2 separate regions of the Homo sapiens genome follow, and region 1 is linked to region 2. Evidence: chromatin loops called from intact Hi-C (ENCODE). Cell type or tissue: heart left ventricle. All regions are shown on one strand. Each heading gives the region's core, and the rest is flanking DNA. Links, peaks and the distances in the headings are about the cores only. Region 1 holds the start of FGF11 (fibroblast growth factor 11). Region 2 holds the start of LOC124904106 (translation initiation factor IF-2).

The links. Hi-C counts contacts between places; a loop is a spot of excess contacts. Peaks named below come from ENCODE experiments on the same cell type or tissue, not always from the same donor. Only the 100,000 strongest peaks of a DNase experiment are listed, where the experiment ranks them.
Region 1: it touches region 2 in a loop (2.8-fold over the local background); 2 of 110 quality-filtered maps call a loop at or near these places.

The regions. Positions count from the first base shown.
Region 1 is chr17:7,438,378-7,448,593 of GRCh38, reverse strand. FGF11 (fibroblast growth factor 11) reads right to left here and starts at 9,082. Exons shown (of 5, transcript NM_004112.4): 1 at 8,781-9,082; 2 at 7,013-7,123; 3 at 6,715-6,818; 4 at 5,802-6,000; 5 at 3,657-5,518. The coding sequence starts at 8,973. The coding sequence ends at 5,448. CHRNB1 (cholinergic receptor nicotinic beta 1 subunit) reads right to left here and starts at 3,533. Exons shown (of 11, transcript NM_000747.3): 1 at 3,409-3,533; 2 at 3,185-3,324; 3 at 2,481-2,525; 4 at 1,652-1,761; 5 at 1,443-1,551; 6 at 944-1,091; 7 at 1-15. The coding sequence starts at 3,466. RefSeq lists silencers at 3,412-3,461, 7,861-7,970, 8,881-8,980 and enhancers at 8,739-9,272, 9,526-10,216. In heart left ventricle, for the core only: no CTCF peak of the experiment used is centred there; DNase peaks (open chromatin) are centred at 3,163, 7,625 and 7,919; H3K4me3 peaks cover 1,419 bases; H3K27ac peaks cover 232 bases; H3K27me3 peaks cover 504 bases.
Region 2 is chr17:7,836,087-7,846,275 of GRCh38, reverse strand. KDM6B (lysine demethylase 6B) reads right to left here. Exons shown (of 24, transcript NM_001348716.2): 2 at 6,252-6,370; 3 at 1,256-1,375; 4 at 820-962; 5 at 585-726; 6 at 306-404; 7 at 1-198. The coding sequence starts at 721. LOC124904106 (translation initiation factor IF-2) reads left to right here and starts at 748. Exons shown (of 4, transcript XM_047437265.1): 1 at 748-822; 2 at 1,337-1,399; 3 at 2,412-2,637; 4 at 9,632-10,189. The coding sequence starts at 748. RefSeq lists enhancers at 1,054-1,173, 3,584-3,893, 6,337-6,837, 9,508-9,557 and silencers at 1,324-1,543, 2,084-2,273, 4,424-4,583, 8,488-8,637, 10,178-10,189. In heart left ventricle, for the core only: CTCF peaks have their summits at 4,316 and 4,522; DNase peaks (open chromatin) are centred at 1,345, 2,575, 4,005, 4,465 and 3 weaker places; H3K4me3 peaks cover 5,251 bases; H3K27ac peaks cover 5,479 bases.

The DNA of each region.
Region 1 (10,216 bases), core at 1-8,000, 400 kb after region 2:
CCCACTGGCCATTCTCTGGGGATGAGCAGAAGGAGGGGAACACAGATGTGAGAGCTGTCCTGGTTAGTGCCAGGTATGGCTTGCTCTGCCACAGCCTAGACCTGAGAGGGCTGACTTGATGAAACTAGCTGTGAAAACTGGGCTGAGTAGCCCATCTCTAATAAACTTGGGCAAGTCTCAATTTCCATATTTTTATTTATTTATTTTGAGACAGAGTTTTGCTCTTGTTGCCCAGGTTGGAGTGCAGTGGCGTGATCTCGGCTCACTGCAACCTCCGCCTCCCAGGTTCAAGTGATTCTCCTGCCTCAGCCTCCCAAGTAGCTGGGATTACAGGTGTCCACCACCACACCTGGCTAATTTTTTGTATTTTTAGTAGAGACGGGGTTTCACCATGTTGGCCAGGGTGGTCTCGAACTCCTGACCTCAGGTGATTTGCCCGCCTCCACCTCCCAAAATACTGAGATTAAGTCGTGAGCCACTGCGCCAGGCCCTTTTTTTTTTTTTTTTTTTTTTTTTTTTGAGACGAACTTTCACTCTGTTACCGAAGCTGGAGTGCAGTGGCGCCATCTCGGCTCACCGCAACCTCCACCTCCCAGGTTCAAGCGATTCTCCTGCCTCAACCTCCCAAGTAGCTGGGATTACAGGCATCTGCCACCATGACTGGCTAATTTTTTGCATTTTTAGTAGAGACGGGGTTTCACCACGTTAGGCTGGTCACGAACTCCAGACCTCAAATGATCCGCCCGCCTCGGCTTCCCAAAGTACTGGGATTGCAGGCATGAACCACTGCCCCCGGCAATTTCCATACTTTTAAAATGTAGATAGCCATACCCATCCTGCTGACCCCACAGGGCTATATTGGGCATCACTGACAGTATATTTATGAGTCTGTTAGAAGCTGGAAATGATAGAGCCCATGGATGTAGGAGCCATGCCTACTCACCAATGAAAGTCCCTTCATGAATGTGGATTTCCTGATGCCCTTGCCCGTCAGGACCCAGGCCTGTCTGCAGGCTGACCTCCGAGCTGTCGTAGCTGTAGGAGCTGAACACCATAGTGCAATTCTGCCAGTCGAAGGGGAAGTAGGTGACCTGGATGGAGGAGAGAGTCACTAGAGCTGCCAGAGAACCAGTCAGCGCTGGTGGAGTTTGGGAGGTCTTTGGGGAGGGCACAGAGAAGGGAAATCATGGAGGAATTGGAGGGTTATGAAGGGAAGCCATTAATGGGGGAGGGATGGGGAGGGCGGTCACTGAGTAAGACTAGAAGTCAAAGAAAGTGTACAGAACACTCAATGGAAAACCAGGAGGGTAGACGAGGTGAGGGTCATGGGGATTAGATAATGGGGGAAGGATGAAGGATGGGAGTCGCCGGGGAGTCAGGATGTCTAAGGAAAGGGAGGATTTGTAAGAGCTCCTTCAGCTTCCAATGTGGAGGCCGGAAACCTGGATGCTGCAGCTGCTGCGATAGATGCCCGGGGGTTGCCAACGCACGGAGCCGTCGGAGGACACCACGACGCTAATGTCCAGAGCCACGTCAAAATTCCCATCATTGCTGCAGAGAAGGGATCTCATCAGGGATCAGGCCCCGCGCCCGGAGGCCCCCCGCCCCCCGAGGCCCCGCGCCACCTCCCGGGCTTTGGAAGTTCTCCTACTTGTTCAGTAGCACCACGTCAGGGAGCCACACGGATTCCGCCGTGATGCGGAGCGAATCGATGCCGTCGTGCTCCGCAGGGTCCCAGCTCAGCCTGTAGTCAGTCCACTCCTAGTGAAGCAGAGGCTGAGGGGCTGCCCCGGGTTGGAGGCCGGGAGGGACTTGGGATTTCCAAAGGAAGCCCAGGAAGGGAGTGCAAGGAAGGGGAGCAGGACAGGCATAAACTGTGGGTCAAGGGGCCGTGGTTCTGGCTCTGGCTCCGCCTTCACTCGCTGGGATCCACATCAGCTAATTTCCCTCCCCCGCACCGGGTTTCAATATTTTACTCTGTAAAAATGAGGAGGCTGCAGTAGCTAGCCTCTAAAACGGTTTTCAAACTGCAGTTCGCAATCCTTTAGTGGATGGGGAATGAAATTAGCGGCCCCAAACCAGTGTTTCAAAAATTAGAATGGGCCAGGTGCAGTGGCTCACGGCTGTAATCTCAGCACTTGTGGAGGTTCCCCCCGAGGCTGGTGGATGGCTCGAGCCCCCGCATTCAAGAACAGCCTGTGCAACATAGTGAGACCGCATCACACACACACACACACACACACACACACACACACACACACACACAGACACACACACACACACACACACAAAATTGGAATTAAAAATGCATGGGGTGTAACTCCTGTAGTAAAGTTAAGTGTTGTTTCTTCGAGCTTTTGCTTCAGTTATAAACGTGTTATCTAAAGTCATGATGTAAAAAATATTCTTACTGGGCTGGATATTCAAGGAAATTGTCAAGGCAGAGGGAAGCCCTTTCCCACCCCGTGGGGTCTCCATACCAGGTCTAAGTACACCTTTGTGCTCATCTCTTCATCCTTCTCGTTCTAGAAGGGAAAAATTTAAGGCGTAAAGGTGAAGTAGGGTGGAGAGAAATGAGGGGGCTCGGGGGGCCAACCTCTCTCCTGGGAACGCCGCCCCCTTTTTCTGAGCCCCATCCTCTCGGGTCCAAGTCCACCTCCCAGAAGCGGCGTTAGTTTAAGACCTGCCTCTATCTCAGAAACACCTCTTCCTGCCGTCTACACTCCCAGCCTATCAACCTACCAGACCCGCCCCTGCCTAGCCCTCCGCCTAGCTCTGTCCCCGGCCCTGCCTTCAGCTCATAATCCACCCAGCCCCGAACCTCCACCCGCTGCCATTTATTGACCCCTGAGCACCAAGCTCCGCCCCACCCTGGGCACTCAGGACTCATGTGGCCCTACGTCGAGGTCCGTCCCCCAGCCCCTGCCTCGTCCCCAGCCCCACTTTAAGGTCCGATCACAGGTCCGTCCTTCACCCTACCCAGTTCTACTCCAGGCCCGTCCACCACCCACGGCCAGAGCTTGTCCATTGGTCTGATTTCGATCCAATCTTCACCAAAGGCTGGTCCATCTCAGCCTGGTCTCGTCCCAGGCCCCGCCCCCAGCCTGTCCCTGGTCCGGCCTTGCCTAAAGCCACGCCCCCGGCCGGTCGGCTGGCCTGACCTCCACCCCCCGCGCGCCCTCACCAGGCTGATGAGTTGCGCCAGGATGAGACCAACGCTGACCCTGACACGGTCTCCCACCTCCCGCGCTGGCCGCACGGAGCTATCATAGCCAGAGAAAAGTTTCTCCCGGAGTCGACCCTCCGCCTCCGAGCCGCGGACGCCTGGGGGAGGAGAGAATAAGTGCAGCCCTGGTGCCTGGCCACGACCGCTGGCCCCGTCACTGCCCCTTCGGGGCCTACACTTACCTGGGGCGAGCGGCGCCCCCAGCGCCCCCAGCAGCATCAGCAGAGCCCCTGGGGTCATAGCCTGGCGGCTCGCTCAGTGACTTCGCTCAGAGAGCCGCTGGGACCGCCAGCACAGGGGAAGTGACGAGGAGCCCGGGAATGTGCACCTGTTGCTGGAGGACAGCCGCCAGCCCACCCGCCCCGCCCCCGGGACTTGATCCTGCCTCGAGCAACTGCCAAGCCCGCCACCGACAGATGACAGACAGCACTTCAGTTGTATAAATCGTCTTTAATTGAGAAAGCTGGAGTGGAGACCCGATCCCCTGGGAGCAGTGCCAGGAGTTGGGTGGAGACTGAGTGGGGTTTGTGTGGGTGAGGGGGCATCTACTCCTCTTGCAACAAGCCAGAAGTAGAACAGCCTAAGGAAAAGTGACCTGCCTTGGAGCCTTAGTCCCTCCCTTAGGGCCCCCTCAGCCTACCCTATCCAAGTCTGAGGCTATGGAAGTCTCCCTCCTAGTTCACTAGCAGGTTCCCCATCTTTTCCAGGCTGCCCCTAGCACTCCACGTTTTTCTGAAAAAATCTAGACAGGCCCTTTTTGGGTACCTAAAACCCAGCTGAGGTTGTGAGCTGTAAGGTAAAGCAAGTTCTATCCAATTAGAAGCTGTTGGGGCGTATGAGGTCTGGAGTGCAAGAGGCCTTCACCCTTCTTGGCCTGACCTGTAGGGGAGAAGGGTGAGACTTATTGCTGAATTGGGGTCTCCTCACTGGGAGGGTCAAGGCTGTATCCATTTGTCCTTTTTATTAAGGACATATTACTCTAAGGACCTCAGCTTTAAAGGGGACCTGGAAGGAATTCCTGCTGAGGTAGCTAAGTATTCATGTCCACCCAACACAGATGCAGGTTCAGTCATGCCATAATTTTGACCCCTCCCCCATCCCAGCTTCCCTACTATGAGCCAGGGATCCTTCCAAAATTCCTCTGCCCTTCTCCAGACTCTGTCTCCCTGGCACGACCTCAGCTGGGTTGAAGGAGCTAGAAACTGCATGTAAAAATAAGCTTAGCATTCTATATGGAAGAATCATATTTTTAGAGAATTATCTAGGAAAAACAAGAAATGGTTCTTGATTCATCCAGAAGTGTTTTTATGAATCATAGCTGGGTCTTTTCCAGAACTCATCCGTAATAGGTATCACTCAAGAAGGCGGGAGGGTGGGGCTAGAACTTACTTAGAACAATAATATGGCTATACAGGCCCCAGCTCCATCCTGGGTAAAAGGGCTGAGAGTCATGATCTATGTCCTAGAGCTAGGATTCAGGGGGAAGTACGGCTCCATAAAGCTCTAGAATTGGGTGTCTCTGGGATAAGAAGGTTAAACCCGTGGTCATCTGAGACTGGTTCCGGTTCAGGCCAAAGCCAACAGCTAGACAAGGCCCAAATCTAGCCTCTTTCTACTTGGAAACCAGGGGTCCATCTGAGTCAATGACAGAGGCCTGACAGATCCAGAGAAAAGGCTGGCAGCATGCCTGGGTTCCAGCACAGAGCCCTAGTGCAGAAGTGGCCCTGGCGAGGGTGTCCAGTGTTCCAGAATGTGTCCAGACCAAGGTAGAAGGTAGAGTAGGGAAAGAAGGACACATGAATCCTGAGCTCCAGTGAATCTAGAAATGGCTCAGTGGCAATGAAAAGGGGCACAGGACTCCAGGAACTGGCTGAGCCGGGGTGGGAAGTGTTTATGCCCTGGCTGTCCATGTGGGAACTCCCAGCGCCATCTCAGGAAAAGGCATGGCGTTGTGTGAGTGTGGAAAGAAAGAAGTGATCAGCCAGGACCATCTTCAGACATCCCCCTCTCTGACTCCCTCCTAGGCCCAAAGATCTAAGGGTCTCAGCAGCCTCGGAAGTCACAGTCAGCCCCTAGGCTCCCTCAGGGTAGAGCACCTAGTGGGACCTGGCTGCTCAGGGCATGTGTGTGGCAGCAGGGGTGAGAGCAGGACTGGGAGACAGGTTGTGGTGGTGGCTGGCTCACTGGGAGTGCAGGGAACCTCCAGTCCAGGGACTACATTTCAGGGGGCAGGGGGACTGGAAGGGGAGGCCTCGGGGACACTGTGGAGAGAAGGCTCCTGGTACATGGCCACTGTGAAGGGGAGAAAGAGAGGAGCAGGGAAGGAGAGTTAGGCACAGAGGGACCCAGGCAGAACCAGTGCTCCAAAAGGGCTCCCTTCCCGTACATTCACCCTCCAAGAACCCCAACCCCACAGGAGGACCGCACCCAAACCCCCAAAGGGCAAAGCCTTCCTGGCTTGATCTGTCACAAAGGGTCCTCTTATCACTTGTAGCCTGAGCTGTCTGCCCCTAAATGTCCATATCAAGGTCAATACCCTCTCCTGTGGCCCACATTTTCTTGAGTCTATACCCACCCTCCAGGAGCTTGGGCAGAAAGTGGGCAGCTGCCTTGGTCTTCTTAACTCGGTTTCCCTTCATGACCTGGCCCTCCTTGTCCAGGCCGAGGTACCAGGCCCGGCCAGAACGACGCTGGCGGTAGAGAGCAGAGGCGTACAGGACGTAGTAATTCTCAAAGACACACTCCTTAAAGCGACACTCAGCTGTGAAATGCGGCTAAGGAGACAAAGACCCAGAAAGGCGCACAAAGACAGAGAGATAAAAAGACACATCACTGGGCAGAAAGGAGCTCATGGAAAGCACAAATCCTTTTTGGGGGAGGGGGAGGACAACTTCTGAGTCCATGTAGGACCTGGGAGCAAAGGGAGGACAAGGAAGAGGGCTGAGGGCTAAGAACTAGGCTCTGGGCCAAGCACAGTGGCTCATGCCTATAATCCCAACACTTTGGGAGGCCGAGGCGGGTGGATCACCTGAGGTCAGGAGTTCCAGACCAGCCTGGCCAACATAGCAAGACCCTGTCACTATTTAAAAAAAAAAAAAAGAACTAGACTTTTAGGGGTCTTGCAATAAGATTCCTTCTCTCCACTGTACTCCCAGTCTCTCACTATCCCCTATCCTGGATGACTCTAGGGAAGTGAGTAATGACAAAATCTGGAGGAGGTGGGATAAGAAGTAGGGGCCCTAAAAGGCAGAAAGAGTTGGACATTCAAAGAACCTGGGGCTGTTTTGGGGGTGTGCAAGGAGTGGGGACTGGAGAGACCCTAGAGGAGCTGGTCTGGAATGGGCAGCGATGACAGGCCATCAGCAAAGCTGGAGGGAGGAGTCCCGGGCAAAATGTCTGTAGTTGAGGAAGGTTGTCATTCCCTCAAGGGACAAATTGAGGAAGGGGAGTCCCCAGTATTTCCCGGCCACTCAGCCTCATTGTCTCACCGAACTGTAGAGCAGTCCCTCAGCATTCATGGCCATGTAGTGACCCAGCTTGGCGCTCTGGATGGTGACCACACGGAGGCCCACAGGGATCAGGTTGAAGTGGGCTGCAGGTGGAGAGAGGGAGCATCAATACCCAGGCCTCTGACCCTCACCTGAGCTCCCCTCATCCCAGCTCCACTTTTTCCCTTAGAGGTCAGGAAGACGGATCAATGGCAACAGAAGCTGAAGAGGGAATAGGATTGTCATCTCCTGTCCCCATTCTCCCCCTTCCCACCCTGCAGCCAGCTTCCCCTCTCACTGAAGGAGCTGGTATCCTCTGGGGTGCCCTGGATGCTTCCGTCGGGATTCGCCTGGAGGTAGAAACCCTGGCGGCAGAACAGTTTGGTGACGATGCCTTTGAGCTGAGGCTCTGGAGAGAGAGACATTCATCTTTGAAAATGACATCTCCGTTCCCAGAAACATTCCTACACTTGGCAGGATTAGAGGGAAGAAAGGAGAATGAAAGGAAGGAAGAGGGTCCCAGGGCCCCAGCTCTCTTATCCTCCAAGCACGCTCTCTCCCACCTCTCTTTCACTCCTGGGAAAGCTGGTGTGGGTCCCTTCTGTTTCCTATAACCAGGAGCTTTCAGTGTAATTTATTGAAATTTATTTAAATGGCTTAATTCCTACCCTACAGCTCAACCAGAAGGGGGAAGGAGTGGGGGAGGAGGGAGGGGAGAGATATATCAAAAGGCAGGGACAGAGGGAGACCAGCAGGGGTACTGAAGGGGCAGCGTGTTTGCGAAGGTGGGGGATCTTGGCAGCAGCAAATTGACCACAGGGTAGGGGCTCTCCCTCAGGAGTGGGGGTGGGACTGGGCCTGACGCTGACTCAGCACCTGCTGCGGCTGCCGCTAGCTTGGCGAGAGCCTTGCCTTGGCCCAGCGCCGGCCTGTCTGACACTGACCCATCTGTCTGTCTGTCTGTCTGTCTGTCAGTCCGCTGGCTCCCGGGGGCCCAGTTCTCCCTGAGGCTCAGCCTCTCCCCTTCGGCCAGGTAACTCGCCTGGGGTAAGGGGGACCTTACCAAGGATATGGGGGGTGGGAGCTGAGGAGATGGAGAGGCAGGCTGAGTCACGTGGGGGCCCGGTCCTACTCAGAGGGTGGGCTGCGGATTGTACCACTATGGGCAGCCGGTGGCGCGGGGAGGAGGGCGCGAGGTGGCTACCCTTAGGGGAGCTGGGAGCGGGCGGGAGCAGGGCCAGAGGGACTCCCTGACTGTCGTACATGGACGGGGACCAATTCTAACTCTCACAACTCTCCTCCCCCATCGCTTGCTCTCTGCCGACTTCCCTGTCCCCCCTTGTAGGTGGTACGACCCCCGAGTCGGCGCCCATCTCTAGCCGTGAACTGTGTCTGAGTTCCTGCCAGCGTAGGGTCCCCTGAGCCTACGGGACCCGATTTCGGAGTGGCGCGGGGGTTATGGGAGGGGTGCCCAGCTCCGTTCTTGAAGCGCAGGTCACAGGAGGAGGGCGCATAGAGGGCTGGCTGGCGAGGTAGCTGCAAGGACACCCGAGGGAGAGCTGGGGAGATTGGCTCGGAGCCAGCAGAGCTCGACCAGGAGGAACCGAGCCCAGGCGTGGAGGAGCGGGAGAACCGGGGCAGGCGGGGGCTGGGGGGGGGCGTGCGGCTGGAGCTGCAGAAATCCTTGGGGTGACCCAGGCATCTGGAAACCCCCGGGCCCCTCCGCTCCAGATTGAAAGAATCGCGAGAACCGGCACGTAGGCGGAGGACGATGGGGGTGGGGACTGCTGTGTTGGGAAGGGGGGACGAGCAGGAACTACGAGGCTTTCGGGGCGCCAGGCAGCCCCTCAAGCCTTCCCCTTGACCTCGAAAATAAGGAGACTCCGGGTTATGGACAAAAGAGAAGGGAAACTGAGGCACAGTCTGGCAGGGACTTTGTCGTCCTGGCCCACCCCCTTCCACTTTCGGGGAGCCCCTCAGCCGGGCCCTATTCTTCAGAGTCCCTGGCCTCAATCTCCCAGGCAGAGAAACCTCTGGCCGGGAGACCCCGCCCCAGCCGCACTCACCCGGGCCGCGGTCCGGCCGCGCGGGCCGCCCCCCGCACAGTCGCACCTTGGACAGCAGGATGAGGAGCTGCTTCTGGCAAAGGGACTTGGTGCCGCGGGGACACACGCGCCGCTGCGCCGACACCGGCCGGCTGCCCCCGGGCTCGCGGACCTCCCGCTTCTGCCGGATCAGGCTACTGGCCAGCGCCGCCATAGCGCCCCGGGAGGAGACACCCCCAAACCGGCAGGCGCCCGGAGCGCGCTGGGCTCCCCCAGAGGAGCCCGCTCACTAGGGCATGCTCTTGACGCTCAGGCCCCGACTCGCTGCCCCACCCACAGGACCTGAGGATAAGCCCCAGACCCCCCCCCTCACGTACCCCCCTCCACAGCAGCCAGTTACCACCCGTGGGCCCAGTGCTGGCTCCACCAGATCCAGCAGCCTATGTACTCCTCAGTGGATCCCACCCTCGAGTTTTGCCTCCTATTGAAAACGTCCCCTTTCCCTCCTCTCCAGTGTCTGTCCTCACTTCACCTATCCCAAAGCCAAGACCCACTAAATTTCCAAGACGTGGTTTAAATATCTTCAGGCACCTTTCCACTGTATTTTGGGGCACACTCCTGCCAAATCCACTCTTGTAATCTACAGGGTGTGGGACTTTAGCTTTGGGAATATTCGCTCATCCCACCCCTACTGGGGCACTGCCAATGTCAGGAAGGAACCCAACCTTGGTGTTTTTTCCTTTGCTACACTCTAAATGGAGGGGATCCCCCACTTTTTTCACTGAAATCCCCCCAAAATATGTCTCAGAATATCCAGGTTGCCCAGGTTCAGTAAGACAGGGCTCCCAGACCCTCTGGCTGGATAATACCTTTTTCACCAAGTCCCCCCCATGTCTAGTAGCATAGAATTCTAGCGGCCAAGACCCTTTCTTCACCTTCACACCCTCCGCTCCTTTTGAAGTCACCTCCAAATCCACCCTTCCTAGTGGATACACCAGGTAGTTGACTGGAGGGCCTTCCGCCACCTCAAAATGAGGAGCATCCGTGTTTGTTTTTGTTTTTGTTTTTTTCTCCCCTGGCTGCCCCTTAAATTTTCTTGGGGACAGCTGGTGCTGTTTAGATCCCACGCCCTCCAATCTAACCAGCCCCCCAAGAGAGGAGTGCACCCACGTTGTCACCAGTCCCCAGATGTGAACAGGCCCCCTACAAGTCAGAGCGGATCACAGCTTCCTGCTACAGGGCTTCCTCGTCCTCCCCGGGATTGCCTATAGCACCCCCTCTTCCTTTTCCCGACGCCCCTCAACCTGTCCTGTCCTGTTGATCCGGCGACGGGTGGCGCTGGCTTCGGCTCCAGGCTCCTCCCTCCCTGTCCCCCGCAAACGGAGCTTCCCCCCACGCCCGGCTAGGCGTCCCGGACCCTCGGGAAGGAGTGAGGGTGTCTCTGCAGAGCTCCCCGG
Region 2 (10,189 bases), core at 10-8,009:
GGCCCCAGCTCAGCGAAGCTTCCTCCGTATCGAAGGGCGCTGTGGTAGCAGCGTGTGGCCTCCTCACTATCGTGCTCTGACTCGTACAGTTGCCCAAGCTGTTCCCAAAGCCCTGGCTGGGCTGGCTCCCGGAGCAATGCCTGCACACAGCCATGCAGGGATTCCAGCTTCCCATGGAGGGGTCTTGGAGTGGGCGCCCTACAGAGCAGAAGGGGTGGGGGTGTGGGTGGGGGTTGGGCTTGAGGGGACTCTTTCAAGGCCCCAGCCTTACCTCCCACTCCCAGAACCTTCAAATATCCACTCACCCTGGAGCATAATATGGTTTGCTGGGGTGCCCAGAACTACTGCCATGTGAAGGGGGTAGGGGAGCAGGAAGCGGGGGCTGCCCAATGCTGGCTGAGCATCTGGAGAGAGAAGGAGTCTGTTATATACGGCAAAAAGGAGCAGTCTTGTCCTACCTAGGCAGGAGGGGGCTGATGCACGGAAGCCCACAGAATGACAGGAACCCATGGAGAATGACACAGATTGAGGGATACAGAGATGGAAAGAGGTGTGCCTGGAGACAGAGGGCCCCAACTTCTCACCTGCCTCCAGGCAGCCATGCGCTACGAGGAGGGGGATGAGGCGGGCAGGAGCTCCAGGCCCCAGCACAGCTCAGGCCCCCAAGGGCAAAGGCTTCCCGTGCAGCGCGGGCCCCTGGAGGGTCCACTGCCCGATGCATCCAGCCTGAGTTGGGGATAAGAAATTATGCTCTTACTGGAGGCAAAACCAGAGCTGCCAGTGTACATCCAGCCAGCTCGGCCCCAGAGTTTCCCTTACCAGGTCAGCAGTGGCCCCAGGAGCCCTGGAGATTGGGCACGGCCCCCTGCCCCAGCTCTCTGGGACGATGGTCCGGCTCCAGCCGCTCTGATAAGAGTGCCCGCTACCCCCAGATGGCTGCCTCAGTCCTTTCACAGCCAATTCTAGAGAGAAGGAAAAGGAGTGAGACGAGCTGGCCAGCACACAGTCAAGGCCCAGGGGCTGGGATGGGCGGACTGTGGCATCCACCAATTTGTCATTTGTGCAAAGGGCCCGGCCTTAGCTTTCCCCAAAGGGAGGCCCGGCCCAACCACTCCCTAGAGGCCCAGGAGTGTGGCTGGGAGTCAGGACGTGTGTGGCAGGGAACCAAAAGGCCGGTCAGAGGGACGGGGTGGCTGCGCTGCCAGGCTTCCAGTCCGGAGCCACTGGGCCGACCCAAAACGCAGCGGCCGCTTACCCGGCCTCCGTGGGAGCGTCCTCACACCGCGTCGGCAAGCTCCAGAGATCTGGCCAATCACAGGACTTCCTCTCTCCCCAGAAAGCCAATCATCACCCGTGTCTCCGCCTCAGTAACAGCCTGGCCGGAACCAATGGGAGCGAGGTGAGCCCGGCAGCGGTGGCCGGGGGAGGAGGGGCGCGGGAGCCGGTCAGACGAGCTCAGCCCGGGGTGACCCCGATGTGACCCCGCGGCTCCCACCTAGGGTCCCCATCTAGGATCCGACACTCCGGCCGTCAGGGCCAGAAGGCAGCCAGGACAAGACGCATGCGGATGAGGCCGGTTAGTCGCATGCTCCGGCCGGCGTGGGGGCCGGCGCTACCCGCAAGCCTCAAGCACCCAGAGCCGCCGGTGGCCACGGCCAGGCTGCTCGAGTAGCCCCACGCCCGGCCACCGTAAGACCGACGGACGACAGACGGATGCAGAACGCAAAAAAGACGTCCCTCCCCTTCCTCACTTCACCTCGCCCAGTGACAGACCTCCCTACCCCGAGCGCCCCTATTAACTGCTTAGGGCTGGCCAGCCACAGCGACTTCCACGGCACCCAAACCCGTCCGCGCCGCTATCGGCGCTCCACCCCCAACGCCTGACCCCGACCCAAACCTTGGTCAAGCCCCCAGTCTCATACCCAGTTCCTCCAGGTCCTCTACTTCCCCTGGCTTTCTGGGTCTTCAATACCGACCGACCCCCAAAATCAGACCCCTTTTAGTCCCCCAACTTCCGAGAAGTCGCGCACCGCGGTCCCGAGTGGCCCCTCTCTCGTGGCTCGCGTATCCTCTCTGCCCTTCCCCGCCGGGGCCACGCGGTTCCCCACGGCCCACGTGGCCCCCGCCCCCCAAGGGAGGGGGGATTTCGGGGGTTGCCCGTGACGTGGCTACTTGCGCAGCGGAAGCGGTGTGTGTAAATGTACTGCGGGGGGGGGGGTCCTGAGGGAGGGAGGAGGGCGGGGCCCGACAGGCAGTGACATCACCCTTGTCCCACTCTCACCACCCACTCCCTTAAAGAACCCAGAACTCGTTTCACTTCCTCCTTCACGCCCCCCCCACCCTTTCGCTTTGGTGCCGACTGGACCCCCGACTGGCACAGCGCTCCCCTCTCTTGGGCACCTTCCCTTTAGCCCCAGCTCTTCCTTCTCGCCTCTCTGAGCCCAGGAGCTGCGTCCCCGCGCCTCCTCCTTGCCTACCCGGCGTCCCCGCAGGTAGGGAGCCGACTCGGCTCCCGGGATCGGTCCATTGAGAGTCTAGAGTACAAAGAGCAGCGAGAGGCGAGTGTCGAGTACAAAGCCGCGGGGGCGGGGCCAGCGCTCCAGCTGGAGCGAGCGCCGGGCAGGAAGCCGGGGGAGAGTGCGCGACGAGGGGCTGGGGGTGGCTGGAAAGTTCGCGTTCGTTGAGAGAAGTCTGCGCTGTGGGGAAATTTCCACCCAGCCCACAAGGGCAGACGGGTTTCTGGTGAAAAGAGCCTTCCTTCCCGAAGGGGCAAGGTCGTTTGTTTGCATGGAAGCGCTTGGACCCTACAGGTCCCTGCGTGCCACTCTCCGCCAAGCCCTTGTGGTCGCTTGGGCCCCGCGGACCCTCTCCGCGGTTCACGTGGTATTACTGTCAGAACTCTCTCCTCACTAGAGGCAGCATCCTTTCCATCAGTAACCAAGCCAGGTACGGCGCTGAACTGTGGTCAAGTATGGCCCTCCGTGACTGCCCCCACCCGAGTACCGAGGCAGGGGCGGGGAGGAGACCCAAGAACCAGACGTGGAGGGGGAGCCGGGGAACCAGACAACAGAGGGGCAGATGCCTGCTTGGGAAGTGGTCCCGAGAGCGCCGCCAGTTACCAGGAAAGGCAGCTTCCCCTTCGGCGATGATGACACTTCCCCTCTGCCACTTCCCCTTTCCCACGGGGAACTGACTCAGCTTTCCCTAAGTCAGTGAGTGCCGTCCCTCCAGCTCCCTGCTCTTCCACCTTTATCCACAAAGCCCCACGCCAGCACCCAAGAATACAAAGCCCTCACTTGAAGACAAAACTTCCTGTACACTAAACACACACTCATTCTCGCCAGCCACCTCGGATCCTTGTCCGCACCCGGGACCCAGGCGCTGGACTCCTCACTCGCCCCCCCGCCCCCCGTACAAAGCCCTCCCTCGGGGTCTGATTCAGGCTTGGGGTGGGGGAGCGTGAGTCACCCAGAAAACCTTCCCCTCTTCCCACTGACTCAGCCCCCGCCTCCCTGAACACACACAGACACACAGTCAGAGGCAGACACAACTCCTCAGCCCACACACCGGCTCACCACCGGTCCCGCGGAATTTCCCCTCTCGTCTTCCCCCACGATGGCCCCTCCCCGTGCCGGGCAGCCCCGACGCGGCGCTTGCACCTGTTCCCCAGTCGCCGCCAGCTCGCGCTCCACTCTCACCTCCACTCTCGCTCTGGGGCAAGAATAGCCCTCCCTGACTCCCGGTGTCTATACTAACCAAGGGAAGGGAACCACGGACAGGCACAAAGACTGACACCCACAGACTCCTCGAAGACAGGCGAGAGGTAGACGCACGCGGCCAGAGCCAGGCTGGGAGATCGATATACTTCTGAGGCAGACATTCCAGCCTCTCCCGACCCGACCCACAACCTCGGGAGCCAGCGGCTCTGAAAGGGTTAATTCCGCTCCCGCCGAGGCCACACCCTCTCCATCCGGGCACTCCCGGCGAAGCCCAGCTCCGCCCCCTCCATCCGGGCCCTGGACTCGGGACTTTAACCGACCCCCTACCCCCCGCCCCCGCTGGAGCCCCAAGAGAGAACACTCCATCAATCACACCCACTTAACTCTCTCTGGGCTTGAGCCGAGGAGCCCCTCCGCGCAGCGCCGCAGCCGCGCGGGACGCGTGGTAAGAGGCCTGAAGTGCGCACGCAAACTCACGTGACGGCCAGAGACAAGAGCCCGCAGATAGGGTTTTACCTAGCCGGCAATCAGCGGGCATGCTGCGCGCGCGCCGAGGTGGGGCGGTCCAGGACCCTCGTCGCAACCCGCTCCCTGCCCGTCCTCATCACGCCTGGTGGAAGCGAGGGGTTACACGCTCGCTTCTTACCTGGGGGAGGGGGAGGCGGAGGGGAGGGCCGCCGGCTGAGGCTCCGCTGTGACTCAGCCACCCGGGCAGGCCGCCCGCCCGGGATTCCCTTCCCCAGCCTTCCCCCGGCTGCCGGCCCCTCCCCGCCCCCCACCGAGGAGTGACGGTGCCGGCCCCGGCCCGCTATGTGTCACTGCAGGCCTTGTGTCTGCCTCTGACTGGGCGCTGTGTTCACCAGTCTGTCTGACACGGTCGGCTGTGCGTGGGTCCCGGTGTCTGTCTCCGCGTGCACCTGCATATCTGCTCATCTTGTCTCCCTCTGTGCCTGTGTCTGACGCGTTCCTGTCATTATCCCTGTCTACATGACTCCGCGGGGCTGTCTCTGTCTGTGTGTCTGCCTAGCTCCTGTCTCGGTCTTTTGTCTGGGTCTGCCTCTGCATCACTAGCGTGATCACGTGTGTCTCCGCACATGCCCTTCTGTGTTTGCCTTCATGTTACTGAACAGAGTCGGGGCGACACTGGCGCAGGCCCACCCTCCTGACTCCTTGCTACACTCCTCTCGATCCTGACGTCTCGCTGGATCAGTGATCATTCTGTCTGAGTCAAGAATTTGGAGGTCTGTCTGCCTTCAATCAAGTTCTGTCCCATCCCTCGACATCCCTGCTTATCCTCAGAGCTCCCTGTGGCTCCCACTGTGGTGATAACTGCTAGCATTTTGTGAATATTTGTTACATGCCAGGCACTGTATTAAGTATTTTACAAGCATTTCTTTTACTCCTCCCCAAAACCTGACATAGGAGGTACTCTGATTACCCCCATTTTACAGATGAGGAAATTGAGGCCCAGAGAGGCTAGGTGACTTGGCCAAAGTCATTCTGCAAGTGAAGAATGAAAGAGCTAGGCTTCTTTCCAGAGCCACATTCTTACCACTCTTATGTACTGCCTCTGTCCTACTCTCCCTCCCTTGGTTTTATCCTCACAGGCCATCTCCTGGGTCAACCTTCCTTTCAGCTCTACCCATGTTACCATCCCCAATGTCTCACGTCCTCTAGAGGATAAAGTAGGAGGCTGTGCAGCAAATCTCAGAAGTCATAGGTTCTTCATAATGAAGCTCATTCAGTTAACATTATTCAACACAAATCCACCATGCACCCCAATGTGCAAAACATCAAGCAAAATAGTGAGAGACACATAGAAGAAAACAGTCCCACTCGAGAAACCCCATATGTAATGAGGAAGAACAACACAGAGAGAACTTAAGCCCCTGGCTTAGGGATTATCTTCCCTTTTCTCCTACAAAGGAATGGGAAATAAAGCAGGGCCTCAGGCAGAGAACTGACAGAAGGAGAGAGGGAAGCAGAAGAGTAAGACTTAGGTATGGGGGCAAATGCTATAGTGCAGTGGGGAGAGAATGGGACTGAAAGAGATCTGGAAGGAAAGGTGAAATGCCAAGACTGCTGTGGCTGGCAGTGATCTCCACTATCTCCCCAAATAAATTCTGAACACCCTCCAAAAGCCAGGGTGTTCAACAACTCCTATAGGGACAAAGCTGTTTCCCTACCAAGAAAAAATTCCTCCAGGGTAGCTCATATCCACTTTTCAGCTTGCAAACTCCCTCTTCATTTCAATAAGCAACTGAGTTGTAGCACTAGGGAGATAGTGGGGAAAAGATTTTTTGGTAGTAGTGGAGAGGCTGGTGAAGTACAGGGCTGAACCATTTATAGGAGATAGAAGGGAGGTCCATAAACCAGGAGGGCTGAACCACTCAAGCACCACATGGTGGGGTGCTTAGAATTGGACTGGACCATTCTGAAGAGTGGGCATGATCCAGATCATACCGAGCATCTCCAACCATGTGGTGCAGAGTTAGACTGCTGAGGAGAGAGGGTCACTCAGACAGGACTTACCAGATGGAGTTTGGTGTGCCCTGTCTCATTGGAACCACCACCCCAGCAGTGGGGTACAACAGACCACAGTGGGTGGGGTGGGCAGTGCTACGGGGCTGGCATGTTGCCCTGGGGGGAACCTAAAAGAAAAAAGTCAGTTAGAGGTGGGGGTCTTCCAGGATGGAGAATTTTCCTGGGCTCCCTGCCCCCCTCATTAAGGAGAAACCTGGCTCTGGTGGTCAGATATGATGGGAGAATCTTGTTTCCATGGCAACCAGAAAAAGCCATCCCCAAAGTGGTCATCCAACCTTCCCCTTTGGGAAGCAGGCTCGATCAGTTGGTAAGGGGCCATGATATGGCATCTGAGTAAGTCTACAGTAGACCCCAAACCCGTGATCCCTCTTCTGACAGGACGCTCCTGCTGAGACTCCCTGGCCTGAGTCGCCCCAGCTGCCCTGACATCTGTACACAAGCCAGCCTGAGTCCTAGCACCAGGGCATGCAGACCCTCTTCCTTCAGCTCTGTGTCCTCTCCAACCTTATCAAGACACCAGACAGTCAACCCCACCCTCTGGACTCTGCCCCCTCTTCTTCCCCCAGGCGGGTGCAGGCAGGTCTTGGCTAGCAGCACAGGTAGCCAGACTAGATGAACGGGCCCAACAGGGAGGGGCCATCCTCCCCTGCAAGAACTCTGACTCTGGGCCTAAGCCTGGAAGTAGCCTCCACTGCAAGCCTCCCCTCCCTGCCAACCCCAAGGCAATATCCTGTTTCCCCATCACCTCCTTCCTCTTATGTGGCCTAAGAAGGTGATACAGGCCCACTCCCTTCCCAACCCTCATAGACAAGAAGCTAGGTCTTTTAGCATAAGTCCAAGGCCAAGAATCAGGTGTCCATCAGGGGTCAGAGCTAAGTTGGCCCTCACCTCAGACTCGCTCCTCAGGGACCTATGTTTTCTGCTCCCTTAATCATAGTTCTCTGCCCTTATGGACCCAAACACTTGGGGTCCCAATCTAATCTCTATATTCCCTAGCCTTCCGGCCCCCATCCTTCCCCTTGCCTCAGAGACTCAGGCCTCTAGCCCCCAGTCTCCATGATGCAATGTTCCGCAAGCTTCTGTGGCTGCTGATGACACTGCCCCCAGGGAGGTGCTATTTGTGACCCACCAAGGCCTCCTTCCTAAGCCAGGGTAGTGGTCAGCTGTAGGTGGTAGAGGTCAGGCAGGCAAGGCCCTTCTGCTCGGGAAGGGAGCTTCAGGCTAGAACTCTCCAGGACAGGGAGGCTCATAACCTGGGAGCAGAGAGTGTGTATCTATAGTCTGTGGCATCTGTGTTCTGCGGTTGTGCTGGGGGGAGGGACTAGGAAAGGGCTAGTCGAGAGCAGAGTGGGCAGACTTTAGGACAGACCAAGAGGAGGAGTGAGGGGGAAGCCTAGGGGGTCAGAGGGTGTGTGAGGGGTGTCTGGACAACAGAGTGGGGGAGGGGCTAACAGCCATTTAAAGGGCCAGCCCCAGAGCTTTAATCCCTCACCAGCCCTGGCCCCAAGCCGGAGGCTGTAATTCATCTGTCCAACAGCTGGGGTGTGTGTGTTTGTGTGTGTGTGGGGGGGGGGGCTTCCTCCCCCTTCTATTCCCTCCCTCCTCCTCCCCGTCCCTGAGTCCCGGAGTCAAACAAAGAACTGTAGCAGGCTCTCCCCAACCCCCTCCCTCCTCCTCCTCCTCCTCCTCCACCTCCTCCTCCCCTCCCTCCCTCCCCACCAGCAGGCTCCCTCCTCCTCCCTTCCGGTCTCTTCCTTTAACTACCCGCCCCCCCAGCCCCCAGCACTAGTCTCTCTCCACCCACCCACCCCAACCTTTTACACACCCCTCAGCCTAGCCCTGTCCCCACTAGAGAAACTGTGGAGTCCCTCTGCAAAACGAAAGGCTCCAGAGATCAACACGGGAGGGGGCTGGGGTCTTGCTTCAAAATCAAGAACCATAATACAATTATTTTATTTTCAAGGCCCACGGAATAGTCTTAGCTATTTCTTGTCCAAGAGAAAAAAAAATAATCCTAAAGAAAGCAATACAAATCTGCCTAAAGCCTTCATCAAATAAAATGCACAAAGCAGTTGAAGCTAATCCCCAGCCCCCTAACCCCAATCTCCAAATTAACACAAACTATCCACTACCCCTTAACAAACTCCTACGGTTACCGCTGGTTTGGAGCAGACCCACAGCAATAATAATAAACTAGTAACTAACACCATTTAATAATAAAAGTATTTCATAACAACAAGCACTCATTCTGTGTTCATTCTGTGCCAGGCACTGTGCTAAGTGATTTGCATAAATTATCTCATTTTTTTCCTCCCAGCGGCCTTCAAGGTAGGTGTTGATATTTAAATGTTCAAGATTAACATACGAGGCTCAGAGAGGTTCTGACCTCTCCAAGTCCTAGTAGCCACTAAGTGACAGAGCTAGAATTAGAATCCAGGTCTGATCTGACAGCCCAAGCTCTAAGGTACATAAAAGCACAAACCGATTCATTCCAATACCATCACCAACCCTGGGACTTAATAGAGAAGAACAACCATAGCAATCAACTGAGTCCCCCTCCACCAAGTGAGAGGCTACAAACCGATTCACCCGCATACACACAATAAAGACCCTGACTTTTCAGCCTAATACTGTTTCTTGACCCTTTTCCTTTCATTGTTTGCAGATGGGGGTGTGCCATTATGGGGATTTCAGGGATAAGCTGGTGTGTAGTGAACCCCCCCCCATACTACACACAACTCTTCCGTCTTTCAACCACTCCCACTTCAAATCAATCTGGGGAAGGGGGCAATAGGACACTTGGCCATGCAGCAGGTGGGAAAGTAAAATGACGGCTAGGTAGCTTTTTCTATGGGGGCGGAGCCTTGGAGGGGAAGCTCTTCTGTGCCAATCTAGGGAAAAGTGACCCAAGGCTCCCTCAGCCCAGCAAAGGGGCAAAGTCTTTCAGCCACACCACACCCGTGCCCCTCCCCCTCACAAAACTCCAGGCCGGGGTTTCCCACCTGCAGGATGCTAAGACCACGGGAAGGGAGAGGGGAAAGAGATGGCACGGGACTGGAACTGGACTCGGGGCAGAGGTGGGAGGGAATAGAAGGGGGAGGAAGCCTCATTGCCTGGCAACCATCCCGGGGCACGTGCACTAGTGACATCATCCCAGGCCACCTCTAACACAGACCTTTGACCCCTACGGGGCGGAGTGGGTGTGCTGGCTAAGCTTCCTGGAAACACTGGAAACACCCTTAGGAATTCTGGGAACCCAAAAAGGAGACATAAGAAGAAACCCAGGCGTCCTTATCTCTTTTACCCCTAATACGACTCCAATCCCAGGGACTCAGGCCTCTTGCCTGTCTCCTCCTCTCCGCCTGCAGCCCTGACCTCCCAACCCACATTTCTGACGGGAGTCGGCCCGACACGCCCCTCGGAGATACTGTGCCTTCTCTCTCCTGGGCGAGATCTCGGTGGGGGCCGGCAGGCGGGGACGGGGGCACCGGGTCCCGCGGGGCTCCGTCTTCCATCTGCAGGATCCCCCGTGCCCCAGCCGGCCGCCAGCCGGAATCTGTCTGGGTCCCCAACTCTCCCGCCCCTCCCCGCGCTGTTCCAGGGCGGAGTCTGTGGAGTTGAAACCAGGACACGGCGAGAGGAAGAGTTATATAACCGGGAGAAGCGAAGAAGGACGAGTGGAGACAGGGACAGACAGCCCGAAAGGAGCCGAGGGAGGTGCAAAGAACGCCGGGGCGAACGAGGAGGAAACGTTAGGAATGGGAAGGGTTTTGGTGCACATCAAAGAGCAGGAATTCACGCGAAGAAGGGGCGTGATGGCCCAGAAGAATCACCTGGGCCGTCCGGGGCTTCCCCGCAGTGCCCTCCTCCGCCACCAACAGCAGCTGGGCCCGGGCGGGAGAAGCCTTGGGAAGGGGCGCTGGTAC